Linked DNA regions of Homo sapiens: all the other regions are linked to region 1. Evidence: chromatin loops called from intact Hi-C (ENCODE). Cell type or tissue: endothelial cell of umbilical vein. All regions are shown on one strand. Each heading gives the region's core, and the rest is flanking DNA. Links, peaks and the distances in the headings are about the cores only. Region 1 has its middle 25 kb from the start of FRMD5. Region 2 overlaps FRMD5 (FERM domain containing 5). Region 3 overlaps FRMD5 (FERM domain containing 5).

Region 1 (8,701 bases), core at 1,987-6,986:
CCTGGAAGATGGAGGCTGCAGTGAGCCATCATTGCACCACTGCACTCCCACCTGGGCTACAGAGCAAGACCCTGTGTCAAAAACAAACACACAAACAAACAAATAAACAATAAAAAAAAGTAGGAACCAAAAAGATGAAAATGGGAAGGGAACTGAAAGAGGACAGAAACAGGACAGGAACAGTATCTAAGAAAGCTAAGACTTTAGAAATAATGACATGTTCTTAGTACTGAAAAAAGTCAAGGTTGTGGGAATTTAATAAATGAGGAGGAAAGTGGCACCATGTGAGCCTGTAGAAGCAGACAGCAGCTGAATCACGCTGTCCTAAGAATTTATGATTTTATCCTAGGGGCAGTAGGAAGTAATTGGAGGTTTTAATAAGGGAAATGAGGAGGTCAGAATTATGTTTGTAAAAGCACATGTTGGCTTGGCGCGGGGCTCCAGTCTGTAATCCCAGCACTTTTGGAGGCCGAGGTGGGTGGATCACAGATCAAGAGATAGAGACCATCCTGGCCAACAGAATAGGCAGGAGAATCACTTGAACCCGGGAGGCAAAGGTTGCAGTGAGCTGAGATGGTGCCACTGAACTCCAGCCTGGGCGACAGCGTGAGACTCTGTCTCAAAAAAATAAAAATAAAAAAATAAAAGCACATGTTTGCTGTAATATGAATGTATCTGAGACACAAGAGTTTGTTATTTGTTTATTTTGGTGGGAGGTGGTTTTATTTGTTGTTTGCAATTATTCAGGCAAGAGACTGTGGTAACTTAGACCCTTAGATATTTGCATCCCCTACAAGGTCGAGTACAAGTGTTTGTTTCCAGTGTCATTAATAAATGTTTTTTGAACTGAAGTAAATTAATTGGCTCATAAGTATAAACTCCAAGACACTACAGTCATCAGGAACAAACACTTTTATTTTTTTTTTTGAGATGGAGACTCGTTCTGTCACCCAGGCTGGAATGCAGTGGTGTGATCTCAGCTCACTGCAAACTCCGCCTCCCAGATTCAAGCGATTCTCCTGCCTCAGCCTCCCGAGTAGCTGGGATTACAGGCACATGCCACCATGCCTGGCTACTTTTTTTTTTTTTTTTTTGAGACAGAGTTTCCCTCTTTTGCCCAGGCTGTAGTACAATGGCGCCATCCTGGCTCACCGCAACCTCCGCCTCCCAGGTTCAAGAGATTCTCCTGCCTCACCATCCCTAGTAGCTGGGATTAGAGGCATGTGCTACCATGCCCAGCTAATTTTGTATTTTTTCAGTAGGGTTTCTCCATGTTGACCTGGCTGGTTTCGAACTCCTGACCTCAGGTGATCTGCCCACCTCAGCCTCCCAAAGTGCTGGGATTACAGGTGTGAGCCACTGCGCCTGGCCTAATTTTTGTATTTTTAGTAGAGACAGAGTTTTGCCATCTTGGGCAGGCCGGTCTCAAACTCCTGATCTCAGGTTATCCACCCACCTCAGCCTCCCAAAGTTCTGGGATTACAGGTGTGAGCCACCCTGCCCGGCCATGGATCAAACACTTTTCTTTTTTTGAGACAGAGTCTCGCTCTGTCACCCAGGCTGGAGTGCAGCGGCGTGATCTCAGCTCACTGCAACCTTCGCCTCCCAGGTTCAAGCGATTCTCCTGCCCCAGCCTCCTGAGTAGCAGGGGGAACAAACACTTTTAAATACCTGGGCATTCTTCTCCAAGTGACCTCAGGTCTGTGATTCCAGGTTTCACTAAGTCCAGAGCAAATAATAATTTCTTCTCTAGTGGTCCCTGAAGATCCTGTATCAGGAAGAAAACACTGTAACTAAAACTACTGCCAGTCTCATTTTACAGGAAACTTCTCTATAAACGTCACTTGTTAAGTACTGGTGGAAATGACATTCCTTTCAGTTCAAGAAAGGAAGCTCATTCTTTCTCATTAGTTGCCTCCTGCTTTGGTTGCTAATGTTTCAATGTATGCAAATAAAATCTCTCCCTTACCTTACTTCATAAAACAACAGGTTATGCTTTTAATTTTTTGTGAGGTTAGAAAATCTGTCTAGGTGTAATATTTGGTAATCTTGTGTCAGATTACTTTTATGCTTAGTAATTTTTAAAATTTTCAAGATAGCCATTTATCATCAAAATGGGAAGTGTGTGTGGGTATGAATAAGCACGATTAAAGAAAACAGGCCATGGCCGGGTGCAATGGCTCATGCCTGTAATCTCAGCACTTTGGGGGGCCGAGGTAGGTGGATCACTTGAGGCCAGGATTTCGAGACTAGCCTGGCCAACATGGTGAAACCCTGTCTCTACTAAAAAAATATAAAAAATTAGCCGGGCATAGTGGCGCATGCTTGTAGTCCCAGCTACTCAGGAGGCTGAGGCAGGAGAATCGCTTGAACCCAGGAGACGGAGGTTGCAGTGAGCCAAGATCGTGCCATTGCACTCCAGCCTGAGCAACAAGAGTGAAACTCCATCTCAAAAAAGAAAAGGAAAGAACAGATGAGCAGATATTTAAGGAAAATAGCTAGTTATGAAGCATAATTATTCAGGACAGCTGTGAGATACACATGCGTGCACACACACACACACACACACACACACACACACACCTCTTCTTTCAGATACCAAATAGAGACATGATTAAGTTTCTTTTCAGTGTGACAAAGCAAAGTTGATCCCATTTCCTTCAAACCTACTCGGTTTTCTTATCTATAAAATGGAGATAATACTGTTTACTTCATGAGGCTGTAAGGATTAAATATGTTACATAAAATAACAAGTAAGTACAGTAAATGTTTAATCAATTAAATAATACATAGAAAAAATACTAAGATACTCTACATATCTAGACGCCTTCTCCATACAACCTTAAAGACTTGATATTATTAGGAATGTTTACATTATGAATTGGACTAAGGAACATTTTTAGACAAACTTGAAGTAGTTGCAATTAGTCTTTGGTTCACCTTCCTGCCCCTTTGTGTTCAGGTTCATCCTCTTCTGTATTCACATTCCTGGTGTCCACATGATGGTTTCTAATTGCTTGTTGCTTTCCTTTTTGCAGTCTATTCAGAACTTATTTCTCTGAAAGTATTTCATGACACAGTGTACTCCAAAATGAGGTGTCTTTTTTTCTAACTCTGTTTTTTGTTTTTGAGGCAGAATTTTGCTCTTGTTGCCCAGGCTGGAGTGTAATGGCACGACCTCGGCCTTCTGCAACCTCCATCTCCCAGGTTCAAGCAATTCTCCTTCCTCAGACTCCTCAGTAGCTGGGACTACAGGTGCACATCACCAGATCTGGCTAATTTTTTTGTATTTTTGGTAGATACAGGGTTTCACCATGTTGGCCAGGCTTGTCTCAAACTCCTGACCTCAAGTGATTCGCCCACCTTGGCCTCCTAAAGTGCTGGAATTACAGGTATGAGCCACCACACTCGGCCATTTCTAACTCTGTTTAAACTTTCAACCTCTTCAAAAGGCTCAACTTAGCTAGGCGTTAGGAAGCAAGTGCTCTTACTAAGCTAATTTGAATCAAAGCATTTGGTTAATTTAATCTTTACGCATATTTACAGTTGAGAAAGGACAGTCATTAACCCCAGTGACAATGATTTTGTAGTGGAATTTTAGGCTCTGTAAAGGAGATGTTTTTTAGGTCAGGCAATAATTTAACTGGCAGTAATTCTCAATCTTAGTTGCACTTTGGAATCATTTGAGAAGCTTTTAAAAGATGCCTATTGCCGAGACCCACCCCCAGAGAGTCTAATATAATTGGTCTGGGGTGAGGATCAGAAAGTGGAATTTTTAAAGCTCCCCAGATGGATTCTAATGTGCAGCTATGTTTAAGAACTATCAGGTTAGAATAACCCTGTTTTGATTTAACCTCATTACTAAAAGGTTTTCATTTTTCTATTATGTGAGTCACATACACATTGATTACTATACCTGACAAAAGAAGGTTGGGAAAAGTTTAATGGGACAATATAGAGCATTAATTGTAATTTAAGTGTCATCAAATTCACCTCCCACATTTTACTAATGAAGAAAAAAATTCAAATGGTTAAACTTACAGAGATAGTTAGAGGTGGAGCCAGGGCAAACTTTAAATGACTTAAACAATAGAATATTTTTTAGGATATATTAAAATATCCTAGATTTTTTTTCACTTTTTGAAATTTAATTTAATTAATTTTCTAACGGGCTAAATTTATTTTAAAATAAGAGTCATTCATGCAAATGGCAAAATTCAAACAATTCAAAAAAGTACAAAGTAGAAAAGCACAGGTTAAGGCCAGGCGCGGTGGCTCATGCCTGTAATCCCAGCACTTTGGGAGGCTGACGCGGGTGGATCACCTGAGGTCACGAGTTCGAGACCAGCCTGGCCAACATGGTGAAACCCCGTCTCTACCCAAAATACAAAAATTAGCTGGGCGTGGTGGCAGTTGCCTGTAATCCCAGCTACTCGGGAGGCTGAGGCAGGAGAATTGCTTGAACCTGGGAGGTAGAGGTTGCAGTGAGTCGAGATAGTGCCATTGCACTCCAGCCTGGTGGACAAGAGTGAGACTGCCTCTCCAAAAAAAAGAAAAAAAAAAAAAAAAAAGCAGAGGTTACTTTTCTTTGTTGCCATTTCTGCCACAAAGAATATAACTATTGTCTTCCACAAGGCGGCAGTATTGCTTACTCTTCAACAATCTCCCCATGGCCAGACAGTGACTGCCAGAGTCGACTATGAATATTCAAGTCATTCTCCCAGTGACTGAATCAGTCCCTGGTACTGAAATGCCAGGTCAAAGCCAGATTCCCGTCATGAGAAAAACCAAAAGTGAACAAAGAACTGCACCAGATAGAGCTGTAACTGTGTGGATAAACAGTAGGAAATAGGTTAGGGACGGAGAGAACCAAATGAAGCACAGGGCAGTGGGTTGCCGCCCAGAAAACTTCTATCAATTTCCTATCTCCATGGAGGAACTGCAACAGCTAGGGTCAGTTTTGAGAAAGCGTGCATCCAATTGTGTCATGCACAGAATTTTCTCTTTACAATGAACTGGACCCAGTCAATTCAAGGGTTTCCACAGTATCCCTCATGGCTCCAGAAGTCTCTAGGCTACTAGAAAAGACCTGGATCTTTCAATAGTGCCCTTCCCCAAAAAGAGTTGGGGAGATCATGTTTGAGTTTCCCAACCTTGTAGATTTCCAGCAGGAACAGGTGATAAAAAGCACAGATGGTCCTGTTTTGGTCATTAAATTCTAGCGACATATGGTGAGGAGAATGCTTTTTAGACTTTCTATGTGAGATCACATATCTACTGGAATAAAACGTTTGTTACTGGTGACATCTTTAGGATCCTGAGAGAATGACCCTTCTCTGTGACATTCAATAATATGCTTCTCCATGACCTAGGAGAGGACAGAACTGAAGAAAGTAGTAAGTGATGGAATTGTAGAAAGGAAAACTCTTCGTCTCCTCAAATCCTTGAGATCATTGCAGCAGGGATAGGGGCAGGGGCAGAAGCAGAGGCAAGGAATGGACTATGACAGAAAAGGTTTGTGTGAGGGACAGTTACTAAGAGTGAAGCTTTGTTCCCAAGGTAAACCCAGACAAACCACAGAGAAAGAAGAATGTGGGAAACACATTATGGAATTTGCAAGATACGTCTCTAATTATTATGGATCTATTGTGATGTGATCTACTGTTTGGGGTCCTTCAAAGTAATGGGTATAGAGCCTAGAACACAGGACCAAGAACCAGCATTTTTTTTTTTTTTTCTAATCAAGAGTCTTTCTAAAAGCTGCTGAGCTCTTAGACCAACTTTGTAGTTTAGACAGTCTTTTGGTAACTAATGGGAATTGTTGTACCTAATTACAACAATGGAGAGAAATACCATACTAAATACTTTGAGTCATAATGTCAATCAGTTTAAGTTAAATCTTTACTTTCCACAAGCATTATTTCTTTTTTTTTGAGATGGAGTCTCGCTCTGTCCCCCAGGCTGGAGTGCAGTGGCGGGATCTCAGCTCACTGCAAGCTCTGCCTTCCTGGTTCACACCATTCTCCTGCCTCAGCCTCCCGAGTAGCTGGGACAACAGGCGCCTGCCACCATGCCCGGCTACTTTTTTGTATTTTTAATAGAGACGGGGTTTCACCGTGTTAGCCAGGATGGTCTCGATCTCCTGACCTCGTGATCCGCCCGCCTTGGCCTCCCAAAGTGTTGGGATTACAGGCGTGAGCCACTGCGACCAGCCAGCATTACTTCTTTTAGTGACCCCTGGCTACTTCTAAATGATGTGCCTGATTTCAACTATGAATTTCCACTTTTTTTTTCCGTGCTGTATCCAAACTTCATTCTGGATTACAGTGCTTGGCAATATGTCCAATGATCATGGTTTGTAACGGGAAAAATCCTGGCTATTGCCTTCATAAGGCTTAGACATCTTATATAGTCCTGGCAGAACTTTTATTGATAAACAAAAACAACAACAAAAACCCAGGATGTTGACCTGCATTTTCTAGGTTTGAAGTTAAAACAAATTTTGCACAGGCTATATAATTTAGTCAATGGGCACTCCCAAACCTCAGACTGGAAATATGAAACCCGGTTAAAAGCCAATAAAGAAAACCTGATGTGATCCCAGAGCTAATTAGGAGAATCTACTAAAAACATTCTTGTTAATAATGCAAGTGCTGGGCTCGTTGTCACAGTGTTAGAAGAACCGTAACTGTGTTCTCTCTCTCTCTCTCTTCTTTTTTTTTGAGACGGAGTCTGGCTCTGTTGCCCAGGCTGGAGTGCAGTGGTGCGATCTCGGCTCACTGAAAGCTCCGCCTCCCGGGTTCACGCCATTCTCCCGCCTCAGCCTCCTGAGTAGCTGGGACTATAGGCACCAACCACCACACCCGGCTAATTTTGTTTTTGTATTTTTAGTGGAGACGGGGTTTCACCGTGTTATCCAGGATGGTCTCGGTCTCCTGACCTCATGATCCGCCTGCCTCGGCCACCCAAAGTGCTGGGATTACAGACATGAGCCACCACACCCAGCCACTGTGTCCTCTTAATTCCACCTCAATTTTAAGTGAAAGATGGGCATACAAATCAGAAGGAAATAGCATTGCCAGTGCCATGTTATGCCCTACCTTGGTCTGGAGCCAGGTGCACGATAACCAGAAGATCAGCTCTTACTGGCCAATGGGAGTGTTTATGTCTCTTAATCACAGTGGACATGTCTGAGAGACTGCCGGCTCTAGTAGACTGCTCACTGATACCTGGTTCCTCTTCATGTGGAAAGATCACAATAACCTGTCCTGTTGAGCTCAGATGTCACCATGTGAGTTGCTTTGGCCATTGAAATGTGAGTGGAAGCTCTGGGGGTTCCTCTGGCAGAAGTTTTAAGAGCCAGAGCATGCTTTTTCATGGTCTGCTTTTCCTCTGCCATGGTTACCAATAACATTCCAGACAGAAGTTGCTCTGGCAGTCTGGGTGCCAAAGTGAAAATAATGATGGAGAGAGCAGAGCAACTTTGCTGACCTCCAATGCACATGTGGTGTGAATGAGATGTAAGCTTTTGCTTTTTTAAGGTTGTTTGTCACTGTAGCACAACCCTACATCATACATTCTCAATGGGAGAGGTTTCACCCCATGGAAGGCAAAAATTGGCCTTTTTTTTTTTTTGAGACGGAGTTTTGTTCTTGTTGCCCAGGCTGGAGTGCAATGGCGTGGTCTTGGCTCACTGCAACCTCCACCTCCTCGGTTCAAGCAATTCTCCTGCCTCAGCCTCCCAAGAAGCTGGGATTACAAGTGCCCGCCACCATGTCAGCTGATTTTTTTTTTTTTTTTTTTTGTATTTTTAGTAGAGATGGGGTTTCACCATGTTGGCCAGGCTGGTCTCGAACTCCTGACCTCAAATGATCCACCCACCTTGGCCTCCCAAAGTGCTGGGATTACAGGCGTGAGCCACCGTGCCCGGGCTTTTTTTTTTTTTTTAAATGTTATAAAACTCAGATGTGCTGGGTGTGGTGGCTCATGCAACATAGTGAGCCCTAATCCCTTAACAAACAAATAAGACAATTAGCCACGTGTAGTGGCCTGCACCTGCAATCCCAGCTACTTGAGAGACTGAGACAGGAGGATTTTTGAGCCCCCCAAATAAAAAAAACAAAAACAAAACACACAGATGTTATTGTATATATAGTACACAAATAGATATACTATATATTAAATATTTATGGGGGGATGATTAGGAAAAAAGTCTAAAAAGGCTCCTTGAGAGGTGATAATGAAATAAAGGTTGAGTAACATTGGTCTATAATGGTCAGGTTATCTTCATCAAATCTAATTTAGGGGGTTCTCAGCTCTAGTGGAACATTTAAGTCTTTTGGAGAGCTTTTTAAAAACACTGATATCCAAGTCTAGTTCCCAGAAATTCTAATTTAATTGGCAGAATTAACATATATATATATATATATATATATATATATATATATATATATTTTTTTTTTTTTTTTTTTTTTTTTTTTAACAGTTCCCAGGTAATTCTAATTTGCAGACAGGGTTAAGAACCACTGGACCAGACATTCTCAAAGACAAAGCCGCATTGCTTCCCCCAGGGAGAAGTCACACAAATAGCAGAGAAATAGCACAGAGCACAGGAAGTGGCTGGCATGGAGTACAACTCACTCCTGTTTTAGACGGGCTATTCTGGCCTCATACCAGGTAACAAAAAGCTGCATTCATCAAG
Region 2 (8,701 bases), core at 2,166-7,165, 82 kb after region 1:
TGATGTCAGACTATCTCACTTCTATCTCACTTCTTTGAAAAGCTTTGTAGATTGGCAGATCATGGAAATGCAACAAGCAAAGCTAAACCAAAACTGAGCAGGACATTTTACCTTGTCTTATAAGGGTTTTGATGGCCAGATAGAAAAATATGGACTGATTGCTAATATAATTAAGTGGATCAGTATTAATTAAGAGGACATTTTCTGTTATGTCTCTAGGGTTCTCTATGTAAACCTTCTTGATCAACATTTTAAATCAGTTATTTGGATGAAGCCTTCTATAGAAGGCAGGATTATTGATTTTGTGAATGACATAGTGCAGGATGGGATAATGAATACATCTGATGACATAAAGAGATTATGGAAAAGGCCACAGACAAGGACAACAAGCCTAATTTAATGACAGCAATGAGTAGATGTAAGAATAAGGCCTTACACTTGGAGAAGACAAAAAAACCCTATACAAATGAGCCCAGGATGTGAGAGGTTAGGTAGCTGTTAACTTAGCTGTTAAATAGATGGCAAGTGCAATGTTCATCATTCCAATTTTGTAGTGAATAAGTAAAGCTGGTGTGGTCTGAGGTAGGTTGTGTCACCAGAAGTCTAATAACAGCACTTGGAAAGTGATGCTCACACTCTAACTCTGCAGCTTCCGAATTACAAGGAGAATTCAGTTCTGGGTACAGAGTGCCCTTCAGGAGAACAAGTAGGACAGTTTAAAGCCTAGAAATTGTATCAAGTAAGAAAGTCAAAGGAATCACAATGTTATAATTTCTGTGGAATGTCCTGCAGTTTTGCTTTTCACATTTAGGGTTCTTTTTTCTTCCATCAATTTTATTTTGTTATATGGTAGTGATCTAATTTGCCTTATGCATAGCTAATCCTAGCTCCTTTTATTGAGTGGTCTGATTTCCCCCTGATTTGTAGTGCCACCATTGTCTAGAACCAAATTTCTGTGTATGTACTTGACTGTTTCTGAATTATCTGTCCTGTCCATTGATCTGTTTGTCTACCCCTGGGCTAGTATCACACTCTTTTAATTATTTTGTCTTTTTCTTTCAAATTGTCTTGGCTATTTATTCTTCTATGTCAACTTTAGAATGAACTTGTCAACTTCTGTAAAATTTCCTTGTAGAATATTGATTTTTTTTGGCATAATTTGAAGAGAATTGATGTGGTTATCCATCAAGTATTCATGTTTGTGAACATAATATATTTCTCCATTCATGTTATTTTTGGAGGTTTTTAATATAATTGTGTACTTTCATCTGACAGTTTTACAAATTTTGTAGGATTTTTTCCACAGTTACCCTGTAGTGTTTATTGCTATTGTAATTGGTTTTTTTTAAAAAATTACATTTTCTAAGTTGGTTATTACGGTATGTAAGAGAACACTGTCAGTTTTTACAAGTTGATCTTATATCCAGCAACCCTGCTGAATCCTCTTTATTTTAATTGTAAATTCTTTTGGATTTTTTTTTTTTTTTTTTTTTTTTGAGACAGTCTCACTCTGTCACCCAGGCTAGAGTGCAATGATGTGATCTTGGATCATTGCAGCCTCGATCTCCTGGGCCCAAGCGACCCTCCTACCTCAGCCTCTTGAGTAGCTGGGACCACAGGCACGTGCCACTGTACCCAGCTAAATTTTTTTTGTATTTTTTGTAGAGTTGGGGTTTTGCCATGTTGCCCAGACTGGTCTCCAACTCTTGAGCTCAAGTGATCCACCTGCCTCGGCCTCCTAAAGTGCTGGGATTACAGGAACGAGTCACTGTGCCTGGCCTTTCTTGGATTTCTTATGAGAGCAATGATAGCATGCAAATAATGACATTTTTGATATTTCTTTTTTAATTCTTGTGCCTTTTATTTTTCTTCTTGCTTTATTGTATTGTCTGGGACCTCCAAAACAATGTTGTTTAGAAGTGGTGGTAACGGGTATCTTTATTATCTTCTTGACTACCCCTCTTTACACGTTTAGTTGTATTTTTACAAAGTTTTTTATATGGTAATTTCATTGTTGTTCAGTTTTAGTATTTCATAATATCTATTTAGATTTCCTCCCTATGAGTTTTTCTAGTACGTTATTTTCTCTATATATGATTATTTCTGTTTACTTTTTATTATTGATTTCTAATTTGCATTGTGCATAATGTGATTAGTATATTATTCTTAGAAATTAGTTGATACTATCTTTGAGACAATAGTAAATTTTTATAAATGTCTTATGTGCTTAAAGCCACTGTATATTCTTTTTCTGTTTAGCACAGTTTTATATCTATATGTGTGTATATATGTATACACACATATATGTATGTGGATATATACATAGACACAGACATGTATTGCATATGTGTATATATTTATGTGTATATATGTATATGTATAAGATCAGACTTACTGTTGTGTTCAGATTTGCTGTATCCTTGGGGAATTTTTGTCCATTTAGTCTGTGAGTTTCTGGTAACACAGTATTAAAGTCTCCCATCATGACTAGTTGTGTCAGTCTCTCCTTATTAATTGTATCTGCCATTGCTTCATATGCATTTGAGAGCTTATATTATTAATTGTATACTTTCATTCATTATAGCTTCTTTGAAGAGTATTCTTTTTTATCATTATGTCATGTCTTTTTTTTTTTTTTTTTTTTTTTTTGTAGAGACTGGGTCTCACTTTATTGCCCAGGCTGGTCTCCAAGTCCTGGGCTTAAGTGATCTTGCCCCCTCAGCCTCCCAAAGTGCTGGAATTACAGCATGAGCCACCATGCCTGGCCTGTAATGTCTTTTTTTATTCCAAATTTGTTTTTTATCTTAAGTTCTATTTTGTCTGTTAATGTTGTTATACCAGCTTTCTTTTGCACCTTCCTGATATATTTTTCACTGTCTATTTTCAAACTTTCTGCATCATTTTGGCTTAGACATGTCTCATAAGCAGTGTATAGTTGGATTAAAAAATTATTTTTGTGATTTTTTTCTTTTTCTATTCTGGCTTCTCAATAAGATTTTTTTTTAACTTAGTCTCATAGACTCTGTCTTTTAGTAGATGAAAGAAAGTGTGTGTGTGTGTGTGTGTGTGTGTGTGTGTAGAGAGAGGGGGAGCTATAGATGGTGTTTCTGTTCTTGTAATTGTTATTTCTAAGTTTTTAACATTCATAAATAATTATAAAAATTTCTATCAAAATTTAAAAGGATCTTAGTGTATTTGAACATCCCCTTTTCCTTTCTAGTTCCGCTTTTTAAAATGGCTTTACTGAGATACAATACACATACTATACGATTCACCCATTTAAAGTGTACAAGTCATTTTTTTAGTATATTCAGAATTGTGCAACCATTGCCACGATCTAATTTTACAACACTTTTGTCCCCTTAGTTTTGTCCCCCTTAAAAGAAATCCTGTGCTCACCAACAGTGCTGGCCTACTCCCCACTCTCTTTTCTGTCGCCCCAGTCATAGGCAGCCAGTAATCTACTTTCTGTCTCTTTAGATTTGTCTATTCTGAACATTTTATGTAAATGGAATTATATAATCTGTGGCTTTGTTCCTGGATTCTTTCACTTAGCATAATGTTTTCAAGGTTCATCCATGTTGCCACTTTTCTTTTCATCATAATCACTTTTAATCATAATTTATTTATAATCTGTAATTGGTTGCATTTGATAATAAATTTTATCAGTTTCTGTGACCACCAACCTGTCTTGCTTCCTTCTTTGGGCTCTTCTTTCTGAAGTATATTCTATGATATATCAGTTCTTTACTAAGAGTCTGTTAGTGTAACATGGTCATTGTAGGTTTTAAAATGTTTTTATTTTGCCTACATTCTTTATGATGGCTTAGCTGGGCATGGAATCCTAGCTTGAGAGTTCTTTTCTCCTAACATTTTAAACTTATAACTCCACTATCTTCAAGGCATCCATTATTGCTGATGAAGTGTTTGCTGTCAGTCTAATTGTTGTTTTTTGGTAGGTGATATTTCTTTATGGCACTTTGATGTTATGCAGTTTCACTATAATATGTCTAGGTGTGATTTATTTATGTTTATCCTGATTGGTACTGAGATTGCACTTTGAATCTCTATGTTTTATGGCTATTTTTCCTTTATATCCTTTGAGAATTCTAAATACTTATTTTAAGGTCATTTTCAGATTGTTTTATTATTTTCATTTTGTCTTGAGTGAATTCATCTACCAAATAGTTGATTTTATTGGTAATCGTGGTGTTAATTTTTTTCATGTATTTGGAATTTTGGCTTGAAAGCTTAACTCGAATGACAGTTGTTAACCAATATCATCATATCCTACCCAGCCTATCAGTTTTGTGGTTGCCTCCATCTGGTTCCTGTAGGTAACTCAGATTTCTGATCATTGTGATAATGGTAAATAGTACATATCTAGCCACTGAGCTAGCAAGTGGCTGGCTTAGATTTTGGTGCCTCCTGCCTGTTTTATTGTACAGTATGACATAACTGCTTTTTCCAGTGTCATTTCTGGAGTGCTGCCCACTTCCTGGCTTTAAGCAATGTGCCTGGCCTCAGTCCCCTGCCTTAAGTGAGACACCTTAAATTTTCATTGACCTACAGAAGTTGAACTCCTGACCATCTTTGCTTGCTTTCAGATATGGAACCCATTAGGCTTCACTGACTGCTTTCTGTTTCTGTTCCATTTATAGTCCTTGGAAATATTTATTCTAAATAATTACTATCATATAATCATATAATTTATTGTCATTTTGATGGATATGGCATGTATGATAGATGGGCTAATTTAGCATCTGTTTTAACCTCCTTCTGGTATGCCTTCCTGTGCTACAGTGACTGGAAAGTAAAAAGTACTAGTTAGGCTTCCTTACCTCTAGAGTTCCTGATATGATTCCGATTCCATTAATCATATTTACTTGCATGAGATTTGAATTCAGAATTGAGTCAGTGGGGAGAGGGTGGTAGGGCACAGAGCATTCATTTTGCTGATGCAGATCCAGTGGTTTGGCGTTTACAGTGTTTCTAATCCCCAAATTGCAGCCATGGGCTGCATTCCTCAGAGCCAGCAATTCTGGTGGGAGCTTATTGATCTAACTGAAGCTAAGGCAGTATGTTCTTGGAGACAGCAATCACACTGGTGGCTACCGAATTCCTGGACTGTGGCTAAGGAGGTGTGATCCTGTAGCCAGCACTTGGCACAGGAGTGCCTTGCTTCCTCAAGCTTTCCGATGGTGGCAGAGGTGGCAGTTCCTTTGGCAGGCCAGTTCTGTGTGGATTCTGAGTTACATTCCTTAAGGTCTAGCTTATAACCTCCTCCTCCAACTCTTACATTTATTTTATTAGCATCTAAGTGTTAGCACCTAAATATTAAATCTGATCCTGTTTAAAATATTAGAGGTTTTTTTATACCTGCAATTGAACTCTAACTAATATGGCAGCTATAATTTTCCTTTTTTAAGAATTTTTTTAATTTTTTATCTATCGCTGTTGTGTGAAGGGTGCAGGAGTTTGTATGTGTTGGGGTGTGTGACCTCAAAGTATGAACCTACACAGCCATTTTAACAAGAATTATCTGTTACTTATATTGTTTTTCAATTTCAAATGATTTCGTTTTGTTCCTTGGTATGTAAAACCATTATTGATTGCAAGGTTGTCTCAACCATAACATTGCAAAACTGAAATATAATGGCATGTGTTACCCTAGAAGAGGAGAAAGAAGGCAGTGTTTATTAGGATTTTAATGCAAAGTGATTGGCCTAAGGACATTTGGAAGATGCAACACATTTTTCTACCACTGCAAGGTAATAAAGGGTTGTGTTCCTTGACTATGATGAATTAATATGATCAAAAGTAGAAAATATCAACTAGCTACAAATAAATCTTACTCTCCCTCTTTTCTTTCTACTTTTATATTTTATCATAGCCAGTTTGTGACTTATGTGCCTAGAGAAATAAAGTCCTTCTCCAGAATTTATAGAATAAAAATATTAACTCTAGCCATCTTTGTGAAAGGGTTCTGGGATTTCTGACATTCCATTTTTATTAAAATATTATTTGCACCTGATAAGAAAAGTTTTATTTCAGGCCAGGCACCGTGGCTCACGCCTGTAATCTCAGCACTTTGGGAGGCTGAGGTGGGTGGATTGCTTAAACCCAGGAGTTTGTGACCACCGTGGACAACATGGTGAAACCCCGTCTCTACCAAACAAAACAAAACAAAACAAAAAATAGGCAGGTGTAGTGGCTCACCTCTGTAGTCCCAGCTACTCGGGAGACGGTGGTGGGAAGATCTGGGAGGTGAAGGTTGCAGTGAGCCAAGATGGCGCCACTGTACTCCAGCCTGGGTGACAGAGCCAGACCTTGTCTCAAGAAAAAAGAAAAGAAAAAAAGGGAAATGTTCTATTTAATAATTTTCCTGGCATTACTTACTGCGACCCAAAACTTAACTGGTGTCAGATTTGTATTTTAAATAATATTATGAATATAGTTCAGGAAATAAGCAAAAATATCCTGAAAATTTTATGCGTCTACTAACTTGTCTCCTTGTTGCCTTTGATTTGTAGTTTTTTTTTTTTTTTTTTTTGAGACAGAGTCTCACTCTGTCTCCCAGGCTGGAGTCAGTAGTGCGATCTCGGCTCACTGCAACCTCTACCTTCCGGATTCAAGCAATTCTCCTGCCTCAGCCTCCTGAGTAGCTGGGACTACAGGTGTGCACCACCACGCCTGGCTAATTTTTGTACTTTTAGTAGAGATGGGGTTTCACCATTGGCCAGGCTGGTCTTGAACTCCTGACCTTGTGATCCCCACTGCCTTGGCCTCCCAAAGTGCTGGAATTACAGGCGTGAGCCACCATGCCTGACCCAATTTGTAGTTATTTAAAAACTGATGTCAGAGTCACAACACAGAGAAATGTCTGTAATATAGTAAAATCTATAATAATTAGGCAATAAAACATGTCTATGTTATAATTGTAACTGAAAAATCAGGTATGCATAGGAATAGGTACTGTAAGGAAATATGAAAAAATTGGAAACAGCTGATGCTTTCTTAGAGGAAATAAAGCCAGTGGGGCTTGTTTTGTTCATAGTAGGCTTGTTTTGACTCCTAGTTTCTGAAATTTGCCTTTCCTTTTCTCCATTTGTGAAAACTTAGAAAAACATTTAACTCCAGGCTTCTGGCACTACTCTTGTTTTTTATAAGTTGTAAAAAATTATTGAGGGTGGTTGTATGAACCACACATCTTTACATTTTTTCAGTACTCTGAGGTATAGTTTGTATAGATTTGGGGATTCAAACTTTTTTAGAAATGAGAGTTCATTCCTGTCCTGAACTTGTAGCCTCCTAGCAGGTCCGTCTCCTTTCATGCTTATCCCTCAATAGTCTCTTTTCTACAGTAGCGAGAGTAACACTTTCAAAGTATGAGTCAGATCTTTCCACCTATTTCTTGTTGCTCTTTCCTTGTTCCCTCCATTCTAGCCCTAATCTTCTTGCTGTTTCTCACATAGGCATCTTGCCAACTCAGGGCCTTTGCATTTGCTATCGCCTCAGCTTGCAGGGTCTTTCTCCCATGGGTTGCACCCTCATTTAATTCAGGTCTGCATTCAAATGCCACCTTCTCAGAAAGGCTATCACTGACTAGCTAAAGTACACCTCTCGGGGCTGGGCGCGTTGGCTCGTGCCTGTAATCCCAGCACTTTGAGAGGCCGAGGAGGGTGGATCATTTGAGGTCGGGAGTACAAGACCAGCCTGGCCAACATGGTGAAACCCTGTCTCTACTAAAAATACAGAAATTAGCCAGACGATAGTGGCGCGCGCCTGTAATCCCAGCTACTCGGGAGGTTGAGGCAGGAGAATCTCTTGAGCCTGGGAGGCGGAGGTTGCAGTGAGCTGAGATCATGCCACTGCACTCCAGTCTGGGTGACAGAGCGAGACCCTGTCTCAAAAGAATAAAAATAAAATATACCTCTCTATCCTCTTACCTAGCTTTATTTTTTAAACAATTACCACACCCTTATTCTCCTCACTTTCTATGCCTCTAAGAAGCGCTGTTAATATTGCCCTCCATATTTTTCATGAGCCTTAGCTCATTTTGGGCCTTCACCTTCCAGATATTCTTTTGTAAGTATTTGTAAAGCTGGACGTGGTGATGCACACCTGTAGTTCTAGCTGTTCAGGAGGCTGAGGCAGGAGGATAGTTTGAGCTCAGGAGTTCCAGCTATGACTGTGCCACTGCACTCTCCAGCCTGGGCAACAGAGTGAGACCCTGTCTCAAAAAAAAAAACAAAGTATTTGCCAGTCTTTTGCATGTCTTGCTTTGGCCATCTGATTATTTTCCATCTATCTTTTGAACACATCTTTTAAAGTTTGGGTGCTTCAGAGAGTTCCTTGACCATCCATATTGGCTTATTTAGAGTTCTCTCCCTTTTATTCCTTTTCTTTTAGTTTTGATTTTTTCAGCCTTCTAGGGCTAAAATTATTATTATTATTTACAATCTCTGGACATTGGCTTATATCTGATTCTTCTCTGAACTTTTGTAATCTATTATTAAAAACTTTAAAACTCTTAAACTTTAATATGTATGCCTGATATGACCAGTGTTAATTTTTTGTGTGTGATTAAATACTTGAATTTTATATAGGCTTCTTCTTCTTTTTCCTAGAGTTTTGTTATCGTTACAACACCAACCTATTCTTTCTGGTTTGTCAGAATTAAGTTCTATTTAGCATCTTT
Region 3 (8,701 bases), core at 1,355-6,354, 140 kb after region 1:
AGCCATATTAGATTTCCATAGGTAAATCTCTTGGTGCTCAGATCACAGTCATTTGTGTGTAATGATATCTGGATGTGGTTTATACCACACCCCCAGATTGCTTCCCCAGATTGTATATCAAAGTCACGATCTTTTGGCAGAATTATAATTGCCCATGGGGAATGGTGGCCTCTGAGTTTCATAGCTCAGGGATGTATTGTTGGAGCTGCTGTCAGTTTTTCACTAGAGATATAACAATTGAAGTGTCTTACATTTCTATAGTTCTTTTTAAAAAACAAATTTGAGATACAACACATACCATTTAAAGTGTACAATTTAAATTTAAAGTGTACAATTCAATGGAATAAAAGCTAAAGGATTATTAGCCTGGAGAAGAGAGAAAACTTATAAGAATGTGACAGCTTCCTCCAGTATTAGAAGGTCTATCATGTGGATAATATACAAAAAAGGTTTAAGTCTGTGCTGTGTTGCCCCAGAGGGAAGAACCAGGAAGTTGCAAGGAGATAGATTTATATCAACATTTATATCTGAATTCATATCAGAAGAATTTCTAACAGTTGGCATTAGTTGAAAATAAAGTGGGCTGCCTCGGGAGTTCATAAAACTCTCCAACAATAATAGTATCCAAACAGGAGCAAGATGACTGGTAGTGGGGAATTCTGTAATGGTGATTCAGGCATCCCATGGGTTGTATTAGGTGATTTCTGCGGTCTCTTTCTACCATGAGAGATTGATTCTTTGAAGGCTAGAGAAAACAAAGGGAGAAGAAGTTTACAGCTTGCAAAACAGGGGGTATGTATAATGTAAAGATAGGTGTGTTATCATCTTCTTGAAATTTGGTAGTCAAAACATAAAATTTGAGATTAGCCGCCTCATTATATAGGTGGGACATTCAGATACAGAGGTTATTAAACATTGCCCAAGGTCAAATAGCCAGTCAGTGGCAGAGTTGGAACTAGATTCCCTATTGTTTTAAGACAAATAATGGAATTATTCATTTTAATAATTAAGATAAAAATAATTTACTGGATGGAAAAACTGACAGGTCCAAGACTAGGTTATGACCACATCCTTAATGTATTATTAATGAAAGGTAGGTATGTTCAGGATACCTTTCAAGCCTTTTGAGGATAAGATCAAACAGTACAAATGACAAGCTTTACTACAAAACTTACCCTGGTGCTGCTGACAGAAAGAAGATATTGAACTGAATGAACCACTGATTTAACACACAATGGCTTTTAAACTGTGTATGTCTTTATGTCTTTTCTCTGTTTGCTTTTATCATTGTTTTTGAATGTTTTATTATTTCCATAGTTTGATCCCATGTGTCCCGTTTTATTCCAAGTCCACTTTTATCTCAGCGTCTTGAATGGTTAACACAAACAACAAATGCATTAAACAGCAAGGCATTGTAACTTCTAACATCAATAACAGTAAAAGCAGTAAGACATTCAAGAACAATGAAATAAAAGCAGTGGGGGAAAAAATCCTGGGTTCAGTTGAAGCTCGGCTAGGTGTATATCAGCCAGTAGTGAAGCTTGAGCAGGATCACAGAGGTTAGAAACAATTGTTCCAGACTATGAATGGACAGCAATTCTGTCCTCCAAATTTAAACACATAGCATTAAAATATTACAATTAGTAACCATGCAAGACTGGCATGAGAAAATGAAATCTAATCTTGATCCTTGTTTTAAATATTTTAAGAGGAGTTTATCAAATAAATTTTCTTGCTTTAGTGGATGCATTTAGAAGAAATGGGACCATATAGATTTGTCCTGTGAGATTACATGTCTTCATCTTCTTCCTAGCATACCAAAGAGAGTAGGATATTTGCATATTTCCAGTTCTCTTTTCACTTTCTAAAAATCACATGAAATATCCTGTGATATTTATATATGACCACTGAGGTCCAAAGGTAAAAGAAGGGCATTTTAATCTGTCTTTTAAGGCATATAATCAGAAAGTGTTTGAGAAGCTTGTCATGAATTATGAGCACTTTCAGTGAATCACGTACAGAGTATTTTCAGCACAAAATCCTGTGAAATTTAGGTTCATAATTGCATCACACTCCTTTGGTACCATTGTTGGAGTCAGAATTCACTTGGGAAAACACTGACTTAATTGGCAAACTTTATCTCTTCTTCCTTCAGTACACCTGCAAAGTGCTTATCATAATAGGAATTATGCTTGTTCCAAGGAGAAGCTATCCTTGTGAATTAGCCAATTAGCTAGTGTTTCATATCTTATCTTTCATTCCCAAGCCTGTGATTTTTTTCCTCTAAGTACCAACATTTATTTGTGAGCTTGCAAATTGAAATGTATGTATTCCTTTCCTTGACATCTCATCACTGTGTAATATGACCTTCAGCTATGCTTTTAGGAAATGATTATGTATGTCTGAGTTAAAAAAATATCTTCAGACTGTTTGTGGAAACTGATTTTTTAAAACAAATTTTAAAGGAACTTCCTGTCTCATAGAATTTCTTGGCATATAAAACAAGGGAGTCTTCAATAGAAATGAAAGAATACTGAATGCAATTTGTACAAAACAGCATATTTGGCTGTCAATTATGGACAAAATCACCAGAAATCAAACACCTGGTCTCTCCAGGGAGGAGGACTGATTGTCACATAGCAAGAATACTGGCTGACCTAGCATAGTTCAATATATGGGGTGGAGAGTATCTCACCACCAGAAAAGTCATTTGAGAATACATTTAAAAATATATTAGTTTGGTTTTGCCAGTGCAGACTTATTCTCGATTAGCAGATAGAGTGTTTTTGAAGGAGATTTGCTGCAACCTTTAAACTCAACTTTTCCCCTCTGTGTTCCGATATGAGCTAGTGGCGTATGGGGACCCTTACCTTTGTTTTGTAGAGTTAATGTGAGCAAGAAAGAATTTGTGTGAAATTTTGAACAGTCATAAGAATTTTGGTATTTATAAAAATAAAAAATTCAATTTATTTTTGAAAATAAATTGTTCTACTGTCCCTAAAGTACCAAGAAAATGAAAGAATTTTTGGGAAAAGCAGGTCTCAGAATAATTTCACAGCCAATTGCCATTTCTTGGATCATGAAAGGCCTTAGGATATTGGTGTTGACGTTTTGGGTTCACTTTTCTTCTTCATTGTCCTCTGAGGCTGTCTATATGTAGCAGATGGACCAGATTGTGGCACAGCTGACCTGTTAATTTTCACTATTTCCATTATTAGAAACTTTCACTGGTTATGTCGCAATTTACATTAGCCACAAAAATGGCCAAAATGGGTAGATTTTTAAATTACCTTGTAAGCTATTCATTTATGGCCCCAAAATGCAGACAAAATGTCAGTTCAGAATTTTATTTGAGGAGGATATAAATCAGTTTGAACAATAATTTTAAATACATATTAATAATTCTTTTTATTAATCCTCTGAGTTCCAAAGCACAGAGAAAGAATCCCATAGGATCTCAGTAAACGTGAAATATAAGTAAACGACTGGACCATAGTTCATTTTTGTGTGTGAAAGAATATAACTTGTGTCTTCCTGGTGTTTATTATTTCTGGCTTGTTACTGGATTCCACCTAAAAGTTTCTGTTTCCTGAAATAGTTGATCCCAGATCTCTTTATGAATCACAATGCCGATTTGCTTTTCTTTCTGTATGTGTAACAGAGAACTTTGTGGTAACACATAGACTTTCCCAAGTTCATAGTTGAGGATTTTAAGCAGTCAGTAAAGACAGAAAATTAAAGGAGAGAAAATCCAGAACAAGCTGTTCAAAACTAATCAGTAGGAAATTATGTAAACTTAATTAACTAGGGCATCAAGGGAAGGGCTATGGAGTGTAATGAATTTTTTTTAGAAATGAGGCAAAGCAGCCAAACTAAAATAGGGTTAGTTGAAGTGTTCCCAAAAGGGAAGGAGGGAATATCCTTCCTGCATAAGGAGCCTTCCTTGACCTCCTGCCTTATTTTTGGCTGTGAATCTCTATGCCATGATCCTCAGTGGGGTAGGTATGCAAGGAGAGTATGGTGCCAAATGAACAACAACAAAAAAAATCTCATTTGTATTATTTATTGAATGATGCTCATATAGTAAAATGGAGACTGAAATATAGGCATTATGGCCTAGTCGCAAACCTCTGACCTTCCATTTGCAAATGAACCAAAATGATTAGCCAAGATTTAGAGGAAATTCATAAATTTCACATCTAGGTAGACCAGCTGGAGAAAGACTTGAGGGTTCTCTGTCTAGGACTCAATTCAGTTCAATTTTTAAAAAATTTATTGAAGACCTACCTGTTCTGTTAAAAATGATGTGCTAATGCTGCATGGAACAAATAGCTGAGTGAGGTGTTTCATTGCCTTTTAAGAGTGTATAATCTATTATGGAGAAAGAGACAAGTATACAAACAATAAGCATACCAGAAAGTGGTACAAAATAATACTCCTATGTCTGAAGACTCCTAAACGTCTTTTCCTAGTCTCATTTTCTCTTGTAAGCCCCAGATCTGAGTAGTCAACTGCCTTTTGGACCTCTCCCATCAACTTTTGAGTAGAGAAATGTAAACTTTCCATTTCTGATTACTTCAAAGGTAGATTTAGAAATGTAGATACACATACAAAAATGGAGTGTTTTCTCAAAGCTATCATTTATTTGGGTTGCAAATGTAGAATTCAGGTGTTTTAGGCACACACGAGAACTGATCATTGTTATATATACGTACATAATCCCATATACCTACAAACCCTTTATGACAAGGACAGATTGTAAAACACAGTACTGTCAAATTTTGGAAGACAAAGAATGCATATATGAACTCTTAATTTAAAATTGGGTTTGGAAATTCAAACAAAATTAAAGGAGATAAAAAGTTTTATTTTCTTATTCCTTTATAGCCTCAGTCACATGCTTCACTTTTTTTAGTTGTGGTAAAATATATATATAACATAAGCATTTTAACCATTTTTAGGTATAAAGTACAGTGGCATTAACAACATTCACATTGTTGTGCTAACATCACTGCCATTCATCCCCAGCACTTTTAAATCTTCCCAAACTGAAACTCTGTATCCATTAAATAGTAGCTCCCCATTCTATTTTCTGTCTCTGTGAATTTATTCTAGATACCTCATATAAGTGTAATCATACAATATTCGTCCTTTTGTGTCTGGCTTATTCCACCAAGAATAGTGTTGTCAAGGTCCATCCATCTTGTAGCATGAGTTAGAATTGCCTTCCTTTTTAAGACTGAATAATATTCCATTTCCTTTCAAGGCTGAGCAATATTCCATTTTGTGTATATACCACATTTTGTTTATCCATCAGTCAATGGACATTTGGATTGTTTCCACTATTTGCCTATTGTGAATAATACTGCTATGAACATGGGTGTACAAATATCCATTGAAGTCCCTGCTTTCAGTTCTTTTGGGTATATACCCAGAAGTGCAATTGCTAGATCATATGGGTATAGTTATCATATGGGTATACTTACCCAGATGGGTTTTGTTTTATTGTTTAAGAGACAAGTTCAATGTTGCCCAGGCTGGCCTTGAACTCCTTGGCTCCAATGGATCATCTTGCTTCAGCCTTCCACTTAGTTGGGACTACAGGCCAGGTAGACCAGCACCCAGCTCAATTGCTGGATCATATGATACTTTTATGTTTACTTTTTTGAGGAGCCACTATACTATTTTCCACAGTGGCTGCACCATTTTACATTCCCACGAGGAAAGTGCAGGCATTCTAATTTCTCCATATCCTTGACAACATTTGTTACCTTGTTTTGGGTTTTTTTTTGATAATAGTCATCCAAATAGGTGTGAAGTGGTATCTCACTGTAATTTTGATTTGCATTTTCCTAATGGATTAGTGATTTTGAATATCTTTTCGTGTGCTTATTGGCCATCTGTTTATCTTTGATGGAGAAATATCTATTCAAGTCCTTTACCTATTTTTTAATTGGGATGTTTTTTGTTATTGGGTTATAGGAGTTCTCTATATATCTGAATGTCAATTGCTTATTAGATATGTGATTTGCAAATATTTTCTCCCATTCTGTGGCTTGCCTTTTACTCTGTTGATTATGTCCTTTGGCAGACTTTGATAGTGCCCTTTGTTAATTTTGATGAAGTCCAATTTATCTGTTTTTGCTTTGGTGGTCTAAGAAATTTCCAAATCTAATGGCATGAAATTTTTTCCCTATGTTTTCTTCTAAGAGTTTTATAGTTTGGGCTCCTATATGTAGATCTTTGATGCACTTTGAATTAATTTTTGTATATTGTATAACATAAGGATCCAAGTTTATTCTTTTGCATGTGGATATCCCAAAGCCATTTGTTGAAAAGACTTCCTTTACCCATTAAATGGTCTTGGCATTCTTGTTGAAAAATAATTTGGCCATTGGCTTATTTCTCATAGCATAATGTTTTATTTCTGGGCTCTATTTTATTCCTTTGGTCTATATGTCTGTTCTTATGCAGTACAGTACCACACTGTTTTGATTATGGTAGCTTTCTAGTAAGTTTTGAAATCAGGAAATGTGAGACATCAATTTGCTTTTCTTTTATAAGATTGTTTTGACTCTGGGATTCTTGAGATTCTATGTGAATTATAGGACAGTAACATACTTTTACTTGTGGTCTTTGAAGTATTTTATAGGAAGTCCTCTATGACATTTTTATATAAAAACTCCTTTTGAAGTAATCCTCTCTAGTTCATCTAAGTTTAGGATAAATGGCAGGGTCTGATAATTTAAGCCAGTATAGGGCTACATGGTATTATTTAAACCCTTAGGGGGAATAAAAGATTACAGGATAAAGAATTTGAAAAGATATTTTCTTTGTAGAGAAAAAGAAGGAAACCACATTTGAAAAAACAGTTATCATGCCTTTTGAATTTTTTAAAAGTTTGATTGGAAAGCATTCAGCTATTCAGCATTTGCCTTTAGCAAAGGTTTTAGATTGACTCCCCTCCCACCCATTCTCAATAATCTTATTTTTTGCTTTGTAAATGAATAAGCTTTGGGGATTTTATTCTGCAATGTATAAGATATGTATGTAATATAGACATAAAAAATATACATAGTTTAACCACTTTAACAAGCTGTAAAAATCCAAATCTTCAGGGGCTACCTTTTGTTATTTAAGGATGTATAAATCATGAGAGCTTTTAGATAAGTCCTTCTCATCTTCATGAGCTTCATGTAATCTAGCACAGTTACTTTCCATAGCAGATGTTTGATAATTGTTTTTTAGTGAAATTTTAATAAGAATTTTATGTCTGTTTTTTCTTGTTCAATAATAGGTAGTATTTGAAGGAACTTTTCTGGCTTAGTTACTTCATACATCCAGTCACTTCGTTTCCTCCCCTATCTGTTTGAAGGAAAGGTGCTTACTAAATTTGTTAGTGATCACATTTTTTTGAATTTTCTGGATTCACTCATTTTTATTAAAAGGTAAAAAGTTAGTATTTTCCCATCAATATTTGTATTTATTTGAATTATCAAATTTCTTTTGCTTTGAACTTAAGCATGCTGCAGTCATTGTTGTCTTCTTTTTTAATCTTGCAGTTATTTATCATTTCTTTTTGTAATCTCTTACAGTTTTGGTTTAGTTTTTTGACAATGCAGTTGAATATATTCTCCATGTGTTTAAGAACATTTTAAATAAGTGCCCATTTCTTTGTAATGATTTTTCTCAGAAACAAACAAATCCTCAAGCTACTCTAGTAATATTCCTACTCCAGAGTAGTACACCATAGCTCTTGAGAAGAAAAGGAAAAATAATAGTTTCTGTGTGTTTTAAGTGGAAAGTAGTTTCTTTGATTTACATGAACATTAAGGCATGATAGGTAATGACAATTTATTCCTAAAATGTATTCAGTTACCCATTGACATGGATATGTCATAACCTGTTATGCTTGACTTATAGATTTCCCCAGGGAAAATGTTCCAAGAGAGTGAGCAAAAGAAATGTTTTCTGGGGAAAGTATCAAGGCGAGAGTGTTGTTATTTCAGACATCACAACATTTCCCTATAGCAGTCTATATCCAAGAATAAATCTGTGCTAGCCAAGCAGATGAATCTGGCATTTCTGAGAATACATGTGATGGTTGAATTGAGATTTTTGGTAACAACTGTGGGTCACTCTAAGATACCCATTTCTGGACATCTCAGACTGAGAGATGACTATAAGAGGTATCATTTTAAGTCTGGAGACCAGAAAGCCTCTATACTTGTTCATAGAGCTTTTTTTTTTTCTTTTCTTTTTTATTATTATAATTTAAGTTTTAGGGTACATGTGCACATTGTGCAGGTTAGTTACATATGTATACATGTGCCATGCTGGTGCACTGCACCCACTAACTCATCATCTAGCATTAGGTATATCTCCCAATGCTATCCCTCCCCCCTCCCCCCACCCCACAACAGTCCCCAGAGTGTGATGTTCCCCTTCCTGTGTCCATGTGATCTCATAGTTCAATTCCCACCTATGAGTGAGAATATGCAGTATATGGTTTTTTGTTCTTGCGATAGTTTACTGAGAATGATGATTTCCAATTTCATCCATGTCCCTACAAAGGACATGAACTCATCATTTTTTATGGCTGCATAGTATTCCATGGTGTATATGTGCCACATTTTCTTAATCCAGTCTATCATTGTTGGACATTTGGGTTGGTTCCAAGTCTTTGCTATTGTGAATAATG

What was found. Peaks named below come from ENCODE experiments on the same cell type or tissue, not always from the same donor. Only the 100,000 strongest peaks of a DNase experiment are listed, where the experiment ranks them.
Region 2: it touches region 1 in a loop (2.6-fold over the local background); 5 of 110 quality-filtered maps call a loop at or near these places.
Region 3: it touches region 1 in a loop (2.2-fold over the local background); 4 of 110 quality-filtered maps call a loop at or near these places.

What each region holds. Positions count from the first base shown.
Region 1 is chr15:44,215,817-44,224,517 of GRCh38, reverse strand. No RefSeq gene overlaps it. Among named protein-coding and RNA genes, the nearest start is that of FRMD5, 25 kb to the right of the region's middle. In endothelial cell of umbilical vein, for the core only: a CTCF peak has its summit at 4,644 (motif pointing right); a DNase peak (open chromatin) is centred at 4,687.
Region 2 is chr15:44,133,676-44,142,376 of GRCh38, reverse strand. All of the region lies in intron 1 of FRMD5 (FERM domain containing 5), which reads left to right. Among named protein-coding and RNA genes, the nearest start is that of FRMD5, 57 kb to the left of the region's middle. In endothelial cell of umbilical vein, for the core only: no CTCF peak of the experiment used is centred there; a DNase peak (open chromatin) is centred at 4,446; H3K27ac peaks cover 437 bases.
Region 3 is chr15:44,076,339-44,085,039 of GRCh38, reverse strand. The region is part of intron 1 of FRMD5 (FERM domain containing 5); the gene reads left to right. Among named protein-coding and RNA genes, the nearest start is that of FRMD5, 110 kb to the left of the region's middle. In endothelial cell of umbilical vein, for the core only: no CTCF peak of the experiment used is centred there; DNase peaks (open chromatin) are centred at 2,209 and 3,609; H3K27ac peaks cover 2,740 bases.